2 separate regions of the Homo sapiens genome follow, and region 1 is linked to region 2. Evidence: chromatin contacts called from ENCODE Hi-C data. All regions are on one chromosome and are shown on one strand. The core of a region is the stretch at or near the end of the contact, and the rest is flanking DNA. Distances in the headings are between cores, read along the strand shown. Region 1 holds the start of OR2AG2 (olfactory receptor family 2 subfamily AG member 2). Region 2 overlaps DCHS1 (dachsous cadherin-related 1).

The links. A loop is a pair of places that touch in the nucleus more often than their neighbours do. Pooled maps may share reads with other maps.
Region 1: a pooled map shows a loop between it and region 2 (2.0-fold over the local background). The contact joins the promoter of OR2AG2 here to the enhancer-like site in region 2. A Hi-C loop is called at or near these places in 1 of 50 pooled maps.

What each region holds. Positions count from the first base shown.
Region 1 is chr11:6,766,466-6,773,618 of GRCh38, forward strand. It overlaps OR2AG2 (olfactory receptor family 2 subfamily AG member 2), which reads right to left and starts at 5,511. Exons shown (of 2, transcript NM_001004490.2): 1 at 5,157-5,511; 2 at 1-3,029. The coding sequence starts at 2,492. The coding sequence ends at 1,542.
Region 2 is chr11:6,643,139-6,650,704 of GRCh38, forward strand. All of the region lies in intron 1 of DCHS1 (dachsous cadherin-related 1), which reads right to left. Among named protein-coding and RNA genes, the nearest start is that of DCHS1, 8.9 kb to the right of the region's middle. RefSeq lists an enhancer at 4,018-4,518. Within about 2 kb of position 3,858, at least 25 of the 41 ENCODE cell types and tissues checked have a DNase peak (open chromatin) inside an H3K27ac peak, as active enhancers do.

The DNA.
Region 1 (7,153 bases), core at 4,261-6,760, 120 kb after region 2:
TTTTTATAACAAAGTTGGATTAATTTTATAGATTAGCTTTATCTTTTATTTTTTATGGTTTAGCTTTATAGATTAAATAATGTAATATTATTTCTATAAAGAAAACAAGAATTATTGTGTTTTGACAAAGCACTATTCTCAAGAATAATAACACCTATGTAAGCCAAGATATTTTGGGAATTCTGCATTCAACAAATTTAAGTTCCCAAATTTTGCTATAAATCTTCCCACACTGATGAGTAGAATAAAAAAAATAAGGCTTATTTAGGCTAGCTAGAAAGCAAATTATAAATTTTATACTTCCTTTTCTATGGAAACACACATGTACATACACTCACCTCAAGAATATAACCTCTTTCAATTGTTTTAATGTTTAAAAACACATTCACATATCTGCAAGTCCACATTTTAAAAAACTTAGACAATATTCCCAACAAATTTCTCTCATTGTTATTGTACTCACTTTAAAACTGGTACTTTCAATTCTATTTTATTCATTCTTTATTTTAGTTTTAATTTTAGGCAATGTAAAAATGCCCATTTTCAAAAAGACTGTCAAAATTTCCAAGTAGAAATATCTTTCTTTATCCTTTTCCATTCTTTCTTTCTATTTATTTATTTATTTATTGAAACGGAGTCTCTCTCTGTTGCTCAGGCTGGAGTGCAGTGGCGCGATCTCAGCTCACTGCGACCTCCGCCTCCCAGGGTCAAGCAATTCTCCTGCCTCAGCCTCCCGAGTAGCTGGGATTACAGGCACCCACAACTATGCCCCGCTCATTTTTGTATTTTTAGTAGAGACCCGGGTTCCACACGTTGGCCAGGCTGGTCTTGAACTCCTTACCTCAGGTGATCTGCCCACCTCAGCCTCCCAAAGTGCTTGGATTACAGGCGTGAGCTACTGCGCCTGGCCACACTCTTTCAATGTAATTATTTATCATTACTCAAGTAACCAATGTGAAGGTCCCTTAGGTCTAGAGTACAAATGCAGTCACATAACTCTTATTCATTTCCACTAACTGCTCAAATAATCATCTACTTAATAAACAGGAAGTCTAATATATCTTCTGAAAATTCTTCCCTCTATTAGTAGTTTAAGAATCTGCTTCAAAGGGAGTAGTCCTCCTCTGATGCTGAGAGGCTATTGGAATTTGGTCAGTCCAAAACTACTGCTGCTTCTCACTGCTATGTGATGTTAAAATGGAAAGCTAATCCCCTACCATGTCTACTTGGTAATGTGTCAGGACGATGCCTACCACAGAGTGAGTCTACAACACCCATTCAAGGCTTTTCCCCCATCTGGTTATTTTTATAACATGGGTTTCCAAAGTCAGGATGATGTGTGCCAAATGAGTTTAACTCAAGATCATTGTACACACCAGATTCACAGTTGAAAATAAAAGTAAAATTTAAAAAATGTATCTATCATCTCAGAGTACAGTATTGAAGAATGAGTGAGTAGAGAATTTTATTTGGAGCAGGAATGAGTGAGTAGAGAATTTTATCTGGAGGAGGAATGGTGAGAGGCAAGCCATGATCCTTCCCTAGAGCGTGGAATGTGCCAGCAGTATGTATTTTCCCAGGACCCTCCTCAAGGCCCGCATGACCTCCTTATTCCTCAGGCTGTAGATGAGTGGATTCAGGGCTGGAGTGACAATTGTGTAGAAAACAGAGATGATGTTGTCTTGTTTGGGGCTGTGGAAGGAACTGGGCAAGACATACATGAATGTGGCAGCTCCATAGAACATCCCGACCACAATCAGGTGGGAAGAGCAGGTGACAAGGGCTTTCTTCCTCCCCTCATTTGATGGCATACGAAGCACAGTGAATAGGACTAGTGTGTAGGAGGCCACAATGGCAGAAATGGGGAGCAAGAGGAAAGTCACACCTGTCACGTATATTATAAGCTCATACCTGGAGGTATCAGCACAGGCCAACTTCAGCAAGGGTGGGATCTCACAGAGCAGATGCCTGATTTCCCAGGACACACAGAAAGGGAGGTGCATAGTGTACATGGTATGTCCTATAGCAATCAGGGATGCCAGGATCCAGGATGTGGCCACCATGATCCAGCAGACTCTTGGGCTCATGAGGGTCATGTATTTCAGAGGATGACAAATGGCCACATACCTGTCATAGGCCATGAAGGCCAGTAGGAGGTCCTCAGCGCTACCCATTGTCAGTGCCAGGAACATCTGAAGTGCACAGCCTCCAAAGGAGATAGTGTTTTCTCTGCGCAGAAAGTCCGCAAGGGCCTTGGGAGTGACAACAGATGTGAACAGGAGGTCCATGAGAGAGAGCTGCCCAAGCAGGAGGTACATGGGCATGTGGAGCCGGGCTTCTATGGTGATGGCCAGGAGCAGCAGACCATTGCTGGTCAGTGCCAACATGTATAGGATTGTAAATGTAGCATAGAGCAGTTCAGGAGACCCACTGTCATTCAGAATCCCCACCAAGATGAAGCCGCTTCCCAAGGTGGAGTTCCGGAGCTCCATGATGTGTTTTTTTAGTTGCCTAGAACCAAATATATTATCAGTGGAAGCTTTTCTAAAGGTGTTCACTCTAGCTTTGGATTGTTCTAGGTCACTGTGCATTGGCCAATAGGAATCCCATAATATGATATATTTTCCATTTCTTAGTATGCCTCTGATTTCTGAATGCTTTTATTGAAATAAACCATCAGCTAAACTGGTATCAGGTATTTTGACATGTTGTTAATAGTAATCATTTAGAAATCCCTTCAAATAAGGTATCCTGAAGAATAAGCCCAAGCAAACATCTTTGTAGATAGATGAAAGCATCTCTTTCTTCACAATGAACAAATATACTGGGGATTGGTTTAAGATCTAGCTATTTTTCTGCTTAAAATGTAGTTGGAATTCCAATTCAGTTTTTAAAATTTTATTTATAAAAAACCTCTTTGCTGTCTTCTCCCTTAAACCAGTCTCATTGTTGTTGATTACTTTCCTCAGTAGGAGAATCTCTGGGTTCTTGGGCTGCTTGATCACCTGGACTCTTCAAGTGCTGCTCTGCTGGAGGGAAAGAGAATTCTGGGCTGAATTTAACAGTCATGGCGGTATCGATTCTAGAGGTAAATCTAGAGGAACAGTACAAAAGGTGTTTGCTGAGATAATAAGATGTTTTCTCAGAAACAGGCAGGAATAAAGGCAATACATGAGATTTGTGGTGGCATGGCAGGTGTTTGTGTTTAGGGCACATGATACAAGGGGTGAGCTACAAAGGAGGAGACATTGTAGAAACGGCCCAAAGCAATAGCGTTACCTGTGAGCCACAGCAACACACACAAGGTGAGAAGAAGATTTCTCCCCACAAATCTTAGGAATACAAGGAAAATGGTGTTTCTGCTGAACCCTGAATCCATATGATAGCTCTGCTGCTAGGGGTTGGGGAGGAGGAGTGGAGTGTGAGGTCCATGTGGGACAGCGTTCACTTGGCTCGCTTTTTGTGAATGCAGTTTTTTCACAGTCGGATGGAAGACTTAGGAGGCCTTTTGGAAGAGACAAATAATTCTTGATCAAATTATTCATCTTTCCCTTCCATAATCTGCACCTACTTCTCCAACTATCCATTTATGTCCCTATCCTGGTCAACTCAGAGTTAGAACCTTTAAGTGGTAAGGTCATACAAAAACCTGACATTGGAAGGCGCATCTGATCCTGCTCCTTTCATTCATTCAATAAATATTTACTAAGGACCTATGATATCTCAGGCACTGCACTTGGGCAACTGTGTAGATGTGAAAAATCGATCCCACAAACACCTACATACATCCAGTGAAAAAAAAATACATGAAAGAAAATACACTAGGAGAACATATAAGTGAGTTTTCAGGAAAGGATTCACCAAGGAAGTGGTATACAGACTAAAGGCTGAGGATAAATAGGAGGTGGCTAAATCAAAATGGGTCAGGATATAATTAAAAAAAAAAAAGTGAGGGATGGTACCGTGAAAGTCAGAACCTTAAAATACAGTACATGAATGTCCTCCTTGCACTTTTGCCCAGTGAAGTCTGGACAAGAAACCCCCAGAAAAATACCCTGTATAAAACTGTGTTTCACCACGCAATGTAGTCTAAGAATTTTCTCCTGCCTTACAAAATCAAAACTATAATTTTAACCTAGGAACCACTGACCCACTGACCGGAAAACCTTATTTGTCTGTTGACAACAAAAACACAAGTCCAAAGTCAATTCTAAGCACTATTTCTGCTAAATATTAGATTTGAAATGCCTTCATTTTTCTTGAATAAAAAGATGAATGGACAGGTAAATAAAAGGAGGAACATAATTAGCTGGGCACATTCTTCTAGCTTCCTGCACCAGATGTTTGGACAGGATTTCAAAGAGAAGAAAAATCAGGGCTTGGGTAAGGTGGTGTAACCAGGACTCAGGATCCTACATACCTACCTCCTCCCTCTGATACGGGACTATTGTTTTCCCTTCTTTCCATTTACTGAGTTCTCTCTGGGGTCATCTAAAGGGAAAGGCCAGAGAACACACACTGGGCCTACAGAGGAAGAGCTTCATTCTGGAAAACTGCTGGTGGTTGCGGGTATTTCAAACCAAGAGAAGTCAGCAGAGGCTGATATTAAGAGGCATTGCTATAGTTTATGGAAAATGGTCAGTCAATTAACAAGGTAGAGCTAAATTTTTGGAAGTATATTTTATAAGTTTTTCTTTTTCATCTCTGCTCAGTATATTTATTTTTTGTATTTACTTCATTTGGCTTTTTGTGTGGCACTGGACTTAGCGCCAAGCAGTCCTGCAGGGGAAAGGCACTTCAGCATATTTTAGATAGTCCTCCTTTGAGGTACTATTCATTTGGGGACTCACATCAAACTACTGGAGGCCAGGAAAATCTAGATGTAACAAAGGTAAGTACTGAGACTTTTACCAGGAGGCCATCATCAGGAATTCTAGGAACTCACGGCTGGCCAATGGCATAGAATTATTTTGGTTGTTCCTACATGTGCAAGATGGGTACATGTACAAGGTTGATAAGATATAGATGGGAGTGAGTGAATCATAAAGCCTGAGGAACTAGAGAATCTGAGAAGGAGAGCAGTGTAAGGTCTTGACCCTGTTTCTCAGGACTTCCAGACTTCCCATATTGCCTTGAAACGGAGACAGAGCCCTTACCTCATATGGGAAGGGGCATAGCTTCCAGGTAAAGAGGTTCAAGAAGCCAAAGAAAGAAAAGTTGCTTCTTCTGGCCAGGATGAATGTAGGTGTGTGTATGGCTGTCTCTAGGATCAGAGATCAAAGGCTCCTCCAGTCACTGGCACTGCAAGTCCTCTCTGGAAGTAGAGATAGATGCAGACAGGCAGCTGAGAACCTAGGGCAGGATCCTGCAGAAGTGAGGAGCTGAATCTCTTCCAAAGTTCTCTCATTCACTGTCCTTGCGAGAAAGTCCTTACTGCTTTGGAATGGTTCTAGCTGAGTTCTTAAGTCCAGGTCCTCAGATTTCATATATTCCCCTCATGCTGTGTTTCATGATAAAAGAGGAGCACAGCAGGAATGTGAGAAAAGAGGTATAAGAAGAGCTGCTTAAAAGAGACCCACCAATGCCCAGCCTTACTGTCTCTGCGCCAACAGTGAGGCCTGTCCTGGGGGAGGGTTCATAGTCTCACCCTCTCAGCTGACATGACCTCCCCTGAAAATATTGCTCCAGGAAATGGGATTTTAATAAATCCCCTTGGGCATGTCTCCTGGCCTGCCATTTCTTCAAACTTTACCACCAAATGAGCTCTGAACCTTGAGGCCTTGTTCTGCCCGCCATGGGCTTGCTGTGTCTCACCACTCATTGGAGTCTAAGATCTTTCTCCTGCCTTACAAAACCAAAACTATAATTTTAACCTAGAAATCACTGACCGGAAAACCAGACAGAGGCTGTTTCTGACAAAATAGATAGTGTCAGTAACCAATCTGAAAAGCAACACCTCCCTGTCCAGCCCTCTGTCCAAAATATAAAGTCTGTCTCATGGGTTCTATAGATGCTGCCACTCACATATCCCTCTTTGTGCCACTAGCCTGGGCTATTACCAACTAGAGGGAGTTAACTATGCTTCTGTTAATATCAGGTCTTCCTTCACTGAGCTTTAATGAGGATCCAGCACTAATTTATTTTTCAGTTCTTTGTTTCTCCTTTCTACTCCCTCTTGTGTGTGTTCATTTGTTCATGGGCCTACATATTCTGTGATCAGTCAGCTGAGCTGCTCAGAGCTTTGGGATGATGACACAGCACCTGCTTGCACTCACTTCTGCTTTTAGTTCAGGCTTTCCCATCTCTCACCCAATTCTGTGCTTAATCTTCCTCATTCTTTAGTATCTCTTTAATCAGCCATTTCACCAGGAAATGCTGAAAATTTCTTCCGGAGTTATCATATCTTTTCTCTTTGAACTTAAAAAAAATAAAAATAAGTTTCCACTTTCTGTTTATATAAAATATATACTCAAAATTATTTCAGAAGTGCAACAGAAGAACTAATATAAAAATCTTTTTATTTTTTAATTATAAAAGGAATGTACTGAAAAGACGGTTTTAAACATGTAAATTATAAGAGCAGCATTATTCACAGTACAATAAAAATTAGAAACGACCTTTATGCCCATCAACAGTGGAATAGATAGATATGCACCAAAGGGTTACTATGTAGGAATCTAAACAAAGGAACCAGAGCATACAACAAAAAAAGCAACTTAGGAAACTAATATTAAGGGAAGCAAGAGACACCTTAGGATTATATATCGTGGTACTTCTTTTGCAGTGTTAAGAACTTAAGTGAAAATAAACTTCCTATAAATATGTGTACATTCAATAAAACTACATATAAATGAAGAAAGAAAATGATGGACATGAAATTTGCGTTAATAGTTATAGTGAAAGGAGGCAGAGAGCTGGACTGCTAAATGTGGTCGAGTCCAAATCTTCTACTACTTGCCACACGACAGCCAATAAGTGGAGAGAAAAGGTGTTGGGGCAAGGAAGACAACTTTATTTCAGAAAGCCAGCAAACTGAGAAGATGGTGGACTAACATCCTAAAGAACTATCTAAAGTTGATTAATTTTTAGGCTCCTTTTATGTTAGAGGGAGGGGGAAAAGGGATGGGGCTAAGACCAGGAGGTGACTGGTGAA
Region 2 (7,566 bases), core at 2,608-5,107:
AGGGAGGTTTCAAATGATGCTTAAGATCAGGAAGGAAATGCCCCGGAGCCCCTTACTCTAGTGACTAAGAAGAATCTGTGGATAAGTGAGAGCACAGACTGAAGATGGGATGTAGTCACCAGAGGAAAGAGGGACATTCAGAAGCTATCGCCCTTTCTGAAAGATTTTTTCATTTCCCCCATTTTCTCACTTCTCACACTCTCCTCCCTCTACGCAGTGAGGCTTCCTTTCTTGTGACATTGCTTTCACTAAGCTTCCAAACATCTCCATGTTCTATGTTGGCGGCCACCTGTTTATCTTCCTTTTATCGGGTTATTCTGGAACTCTGAAACACTGATCACTGGCTCCTTGAAATCTCTTCTCCTCGGTTTCACACTGTGACCCCCACCTCTTATTTCCATCATGCTTCCCTGCCCACTCCTCTGTCTCCTTTGCAAGTTCTTTTTCCTCTGCCCACTCCTTCACAATTGGTGCTTTTCGGGGTTCAGTCCTGGGCAGTGTCTTTTCCCACTCTCCATACTCTGCCTGCGTGATCTTATCCACTCCCATGCCTTCAGTTCAAAGGTATCAATCATTTTTTATGTGCCATCTATTTGCTAATGACTTTCCAATCTCCAGCTCCAGCTCTGAAGACCTCTGGAGACACATGTCCAGCCATATACTGGGCTTCAGTATCCCCAGTCATCACCTCAAACTGCTTCCCCTCCATTCCTTTTCCTGTGAATAGGGCCACCATCCATCCAGGTGTCCAACTAGCAATCCAGAAGCTCTCCTTGTGTCCTTGCTTATCCTCAGTCCTGATTTCCAATTAGTCATGTAAACCCCACCACTTCAACTAGACATGTCTCAGGTCTTTCTTGTTTCTCCAAATTGCCACATCCCAGTCCGAACATCTCTCCTTGTGATTCCTGCAACAGCTCCTCACTGGTCTTCCACTTACTGGCTTGGACCTTCTGATCCATCTCCACCTGACTGGAGATACCTACACAACTCTCACCAAACCACTCCTGATGAAAGGTTTCCACTGGTTCCCATAACTGACAGCAGAAAACAAATGCCCCTCTACGGAAAGAAAGGCAACCACACAAACTTATGTCTATAGCATCAAGAGGTTCATGGACACTAACTAGGTATAGAACTTCTGATCTACAAGATAAAGTCCTTAACATGTCTTCATGATCTGAGCCCTGCCAACTTCTCCATGGTCCCTCACCTTTACTTCCCCCACCATACCTTGCACTCCAACATGAAATCTATTACCATGCTCCTTCCTAACTCCTCACCTTGTATTTGCTACTGTTTTGTCATGAGATAACCTCTAAAAATCCTCTCCACAAAATCACTCCCTCCTGCCTGTGCAGAGCCTATTATACACACTACTGGGCTCTCATTACTTTTGGTAAACACTGACAATAAATTGCACAGCAGCCTCGATTTGTTCATGTGTCTGCCCTCTGCACTGGATTGGAGACTCCTTGAGGGCAGTGACAGGTCTTGGTTAGCCTCTTGATTCTCCAGCATTTAGTAGAGTTATAGCAAGAGCAGGCAGCCCGTGCTAAATGAATGGTCAGAGCCTCATGCTTCCACACCACCATACTCACGTAACACACTCAGAGAGACACATCCATGGTCATGCCAACTGAGACAACACACACAAACACATGTGAGCCCAGGACCCTGAGGCCCCTCGGTCAGTCCTGTGACTACACAAACCTGTTCTCAGGTCTTTACAGATTTGCTGTGCTGTAGGACTTCCTTTCCACAGAGAGAGGTGGGTTTCTGACTCCCCTACTTACACTTCTGACCCACCTCCTCTCTCCCATCTGTGTGAAGCAACAAAAAGAGCAGGGGCTTTGGAGCTTGGACTGGGTTTGAGCCCCAGGCTGCGCATTATGTCCGTAATCTGTAAAATGGCTATGCTGACACCTATCCTGTGGGGTTTTGTGAAAATTAGAAACAATGTAAGAAAGGAACACAGAGCTGGGTATTTGCTAGACTCTCTTTCATTAATTCCCAGCACCATCCCCTGATAGGCCCCCTCTCTGCCTTCATCCCAGCTTCAGAATGCTGGGGTTGTATGTGTGCCACATGGAATAACAGGTCAGAGGGATTCAGAACAAGGAGGTCAGGGTGAACCCAGGCCTGATCTGAAGAAGGGAGAGGATGAGAGTACAAGGATGGTTCCAGGGCCCAGATCAGGGATCTAAGCCCAAAGGCTGGGCTAGGGGTCAAGGGGTAAGAATGGCTCTATTGATTTAATCAGTTAGTGGAGAGAAAGCAGTCATGGTTTGGAGGGAGGGAAGATAATAGTGAGGCCAATGTGCTTATCATACTCTGTATTATAGTTACCTGTCTTCCTACCCAGACAAGTAGCTGTTTGTGAGCCCAGACTGTATTTTCTTCATCTTTGTATGTAGCATGGAGCACAGCATATAGTACATGATAAACACGTTTTCTGAATGAAGCAATCTATGAATGGTTTGAGATAAATCTCAGGTGAATGATCAGACTTCAAGAGGAGAGACTCATGTCCAGGCAGATGCCCTGTGTGAAAACAACTCCTTCTCTCAACCTGTGCTCCTACCACTGCAAACTCTTGCAGAACACTTTCACGGTGGACACGCAAAGGTGCACACTCACAAAGTCACAGCCCCATGCACTGCCTGGCACTCTCTCTCATGCTGTCAGGCTTACGAAGATGCATTCCCATGCAGGCAGATGCACATGCACACAGGTACATTCAACACATGCTCATACACACGTGCGCAGAGGCTTGCTTTAACATACACAGCCAGTGCACACACACAGAGACCCTTTCACATATATACACAGAAGCACATTTTCCACACAGATGAGCCTATTCCTTCACATGGAACCCACCCCCACACGTATGCAGGCATACATACACACACACAGAAAGACACTTTCTCATGGCCCTCACACCAAGAGGCATGTTCACACCCTCTGATATGCCCCCACATACACACACACACCCACCCTCCACACACACCCACCCTCCACACACACAGGCCCAGTGTCACGTATGCACAGACTGACAAGGCGAGCATGCACTCACACTTGAAGACCCACCCACACGCAGGCATGCTCTCGCACATGCTGCCGGGGCACTCGTGGTCAGCTCTGCGGCTGCAGCTGTGACCTCCAGGTCCCTGGGGCCTCTGTCTGGACTGTGCCTCATCACTTCCTGCTGCAAGCCTTCCAGTTCCAAACTCGAACTCCAGACTCTCTCCCGAGACCGTCTCATGCTCGCTCCAGCTCTCCCCTGCACCATCTCCCCAAGTCCGTCCAGTGTTTCTCACTCCTCTTCCCTGAGATTGGCTCCTCCTCCCTGCTCTTGTATCTTTCCCCATCCAGGTCTGTCCCATCCCTTCCCCAGATCTGGCCTGCCCCTCCATCTTGTCTCTTTCCCCAGCATATGCTGCCTCCTGCCTAGATCTGTCTTCTTCCTTCTTCCAAATCTGTCATGGCTCTTCTCCCACCTGATTCTGCCTTGCTACGTGCCCTCACTCTGTCCCCGGTCCTGCTACTTGGTCCTCTGACTCCATCCTGCTCTCCTCCTCCATCCCCACATCTGGGCCTCTGGAACCACAGCTGGTTCTCATTAGGAGGGGGAGGGGCAAGACTGTTCATTGGGGCCTGAAACGTGATGTCAATTCCCCCTCCCTCACCAACAGAGCTTCCCTCACACCCCCAGCCTGTGTGTCTACAGGACCTGGAAGCAGGGGGAACATGGGAGAGGAAAGAGAGGTGGGCTGGGGGGGAGGAGCAGGGGGACTACAAGGGAAGGGGGTGCTCCAGGAGGAAGTAGAGGAGTGGCCCGAGGCGCTGAAGGGGAAACAGGCTGGGGGAGCTGGCACCACCCAGGCCTCCTCCCTCAACTTCCTGTCCCAGGGCCAGCGAGGGGCAGAAAGACAACAGGGGTGAGGAGGGGCGCCACAAAAGGTAGATGGGCTAGAAGTGGAGGAAGAAGAGGGTAGCCTCAGTGAGCAAAGGGGTGAGGATACAGGGCCAGGCATAAAAGAAAGAGGAAGTGAGAAGAGGTTCTGGTAGGGGGATGACAGGGAACAAGACTGAGGGAGAGTGACTGTGTATGGCAGAGGAAAGAGGGAGCAGAGCTAATTCAGAAAGGGGAGGTGAGTTGAGGCAGGAACAGCCACAGCCCCACCGGTGCGTGCTGGGCCAGAGCTGGAAGAAGGAGGAGGGGGCTCAGGAGGGAGGAGGAGACAGCTAACAAACTAGCTTCCCTGGATATCCCTGGGACAGCCCCATAGGACAGTGGCCAGAGCAGTGCCCGGGCCTGGCTCTGTCCCTCCTGAGGACTGGTTCCCAGGAAGCACTCCAGGGAGAAGCTGAGGACAGATGTGAGCAAAAGAGGCAGAGGAAAAGTCTATTTTCTGAGCTTTTATGGTGCGCTGGGCCCTGTGCCAAGCAGCTCACAGACAGTATCTCATTTAATCACCATAACAACCCTGTGAGGAAGGAATCCCGGCTTCCATTTTCAAACAAGGAAATTGAGACTCAGAGTGAAACAATTTTCCTGAGTTAACACAGCCTTAATTTGGTCGCAGGACTATGTAGTCTATGTTGCCTGAGATTCAGGGAGGAGAGAAAGATGGAGAGAATAAGAAATTACAGGGAAGTTGAGGGGACAGAGTCCTCACAGGGCAAGGGAGGCCTGAAAAAGGAAGAGAATCTGGAGGAGAGAGGTGAAGAATGAGGCCTCTGGGAGAGTCCAGGTTAGCAGCGGTGAGGCTGAGGATACAGACATGAAAGATGTGAGGAGGTGAAGGTAAGAAGACTTGGTCACTGACTCTCCAGGAAGATGAGGGAGTGGAAGGACTCTAGACTTCGGCCTGCCTACCAGGGTTCTGGCCAGGTTACTAAAGTGGTTCCATTTGGACACTGCAGAGGAAAAGCCATTTTGGGGGGTGACTGTTGGGATCCCCATGTGAAGATATTCAAGCACAGCTGGGTTTGCAAGCCTGCAGCTTAGCATAGAGACCAGGGTTGGAGATGTGGATTTGGACAAATCATGGGGTAACTGAAAGCTGTGGCCTTAGAGACTCCATCAGATAGAATGTGTAGAGTGAGCAGAGAGTCTTGGACAGAACCCTGAGAACTAGTTACATTAAGCAGTAGGTTGAAGAGACCTTTATTCTTCCTGGGGGCAGTATCACAGAAGTTAAGGGAGAAAACATTTCAAAAAAGAAAGGGATCGATAATGTCCAATGCTGCTGAGAATTCAAGTAAGATAAGGGCTGAGAAGTGGACACTAAATTTAGCAGTGAGGAGGTCTCTAGTGATCGTGGAGAAAATTGTGCCAGAAGAGTACTAAGGGTGCAAGCCTCTTGCAGTGGGAAATGAGAAAGAATGGATCAACCAATAGCTAGCCATAGAGCAGACATCAGCATGGATTCATTCACCAATACATGCTTACTACACCCCTAGAATAGGGAGACAATATATCATAGCAAGGCAGGACAGGATAGTGGTTAAGATGCAGACTCCAGGGCCAAGCCAGCTGGATTTGGTTCCCAGTTTCACTTACTGGCTGTGTGACCTTGGGCAAGCCACTTAGTTTCTCAGTGCTTCCATTTCCTCATTTATAAATAAGGACAATAATAATACCTACTACATTGTATTTGGCTGTTAGAGTAGTGTCTGGCACATAGTAAGCTTTATAAGTATGTGAGCATGAGATATTATTATAGTGGTTAAGAAGGCAGGCTCGACTGTCAGGCTGGAGTTCAAATCCTGACTCGGCCACTTAAGCATGAGTCTAGGCAAGTTACTAAACATTCTAAGTGTTAGTTTCCTCTTAAACCTCTGGGGTTTAAAGTGCTTACCTTAAATGGTTGATATGAGAGTTAATGAAATAATGCTAACAATAAACATAGCACAATGTCCAGCACACAGTGAACGCTCACTAAATGTTAGCTGCTGCTGTTGTGTGCCACACACACACAGTAACTCTGCAGTAAGTGTTATTTCACAGATGAGGAAACTGAGGGCTCAAAGAAGGTAGCAGAGAGACATTTAGAATGATCTAGAATGCAGTCCTGACAGACTCCAAAGCTAGTGCTTTCTGTTAGACCACACTGCTTGCCTGCTGGAGGGCTCGGGATGCTCTGATAAAAGCTCATATAACTGGTCAGGCAGCAAAGCAGGGAAGGAGAATGATCAAAGTTCTGTTTTAGGAGAATACATCTGGCAGTGTGTGCAGGGTGGGTGAGAGGAGGAGGAGCTCAATGTTGAGACAATTGTCAGTCCAGGTGAGCATGGGGGCAGGTGGTAAGAGAGGGGAAGGAACATGGAGGATGACTGGAGGCCTCCAGGAGACAAAGAAAAAATGGAGAGGGGAGAGGAGGTCGTAGGGTACACATGTGAAGTGATTCATTGATAAATCTGTTATTCAACAAATACTTGTTGAAGACTTACCATGTGCCAAATGCCATACTAAGCCCTAGAGATAGAGGTGACGTGGACAGATCAAGTCCTTTCCTTCATGATGTTCACAGGTAGGGAGACTCGGCAGGGACGGGCAGGGCAGGGTGAGGGAGCTGGGGCACGGGGTAGTGACATGCAGCAAGGGTTGCCCTAAATTCTGACCCTGACAATCAGGGTCTAGGCTGTAGAAGAGGCCAGCAAGGCCAGAGCTAGCAGAAAAGTTGGAGATGTAGCAACCAGAATGTTGAAGGAGAAGAACAAATTTGGAAAAGTGGGAAGCTGAGGGTAGGACAGCATAGTAGAGGGGCTGAGATGGTAGAAGTAAAATTAACTAAGTTAATAGCTGAACACTTAATAATTTTCCTTCTGAATCCCCAAAACAACTCTCTTAAGGAGATACTGCTACCTCCATTTTCACCTGATGAAAGGGGAGCTCAAAGAAGCTAAGTCATCCAGGCCATAAATAGTGTGTCTGGAAAGTCTAAAGTGTGGCTCCCTCTCCCCTCTTTCTTCTCTTTCTTCCTTTCCTTCTTTCTCTCTCACCATCCATATAAGAGGTGTGTTCTAGGCTCTGAGAGATAACAAGCTTCTTCTATCCAGTAGCTTAGAAAGAGAAAAAAATAACAAGGACACTGCAGCATACTAAGTGAGCAGAGAAGGGCTTGGAAGTTCCAGGTGGACCTCCTGGAGGAGGTGCCCTTTCACCAGGAGACACAGGGAAATGGAAGCCCCTCCCAAGTGGCAGTGGTTGAAAGTGGCCTGGTGTCAGAAGGTTACCTAGGGAAGATGGATACAGGAGCTGAAGGAAGGGGGGTCAGCAGGAAGCTGGGAAGAAGCTAGGAGACAATAGCATGAACCCCTGGGAGGGGCTTTTCCTAGCAGATACCAGGGCATCAGAGAAGAGAGAGTCCAGTCTTGCCTCTGTTACCACTGACAGGCAGGAGAGGGAAGAAGAAAAGAGTACAAGAATCAAGGAACCTAATATGGGGAGGACTGAGGCCAGGATGCCAGGAGTTGGAGGGCTCAGGGTGGGTGAGTCCGTGGGCTAAGAGGGCATTAAAGGAAGGAGCAGCCTAGGACACCTCTGGGGAAAGAATC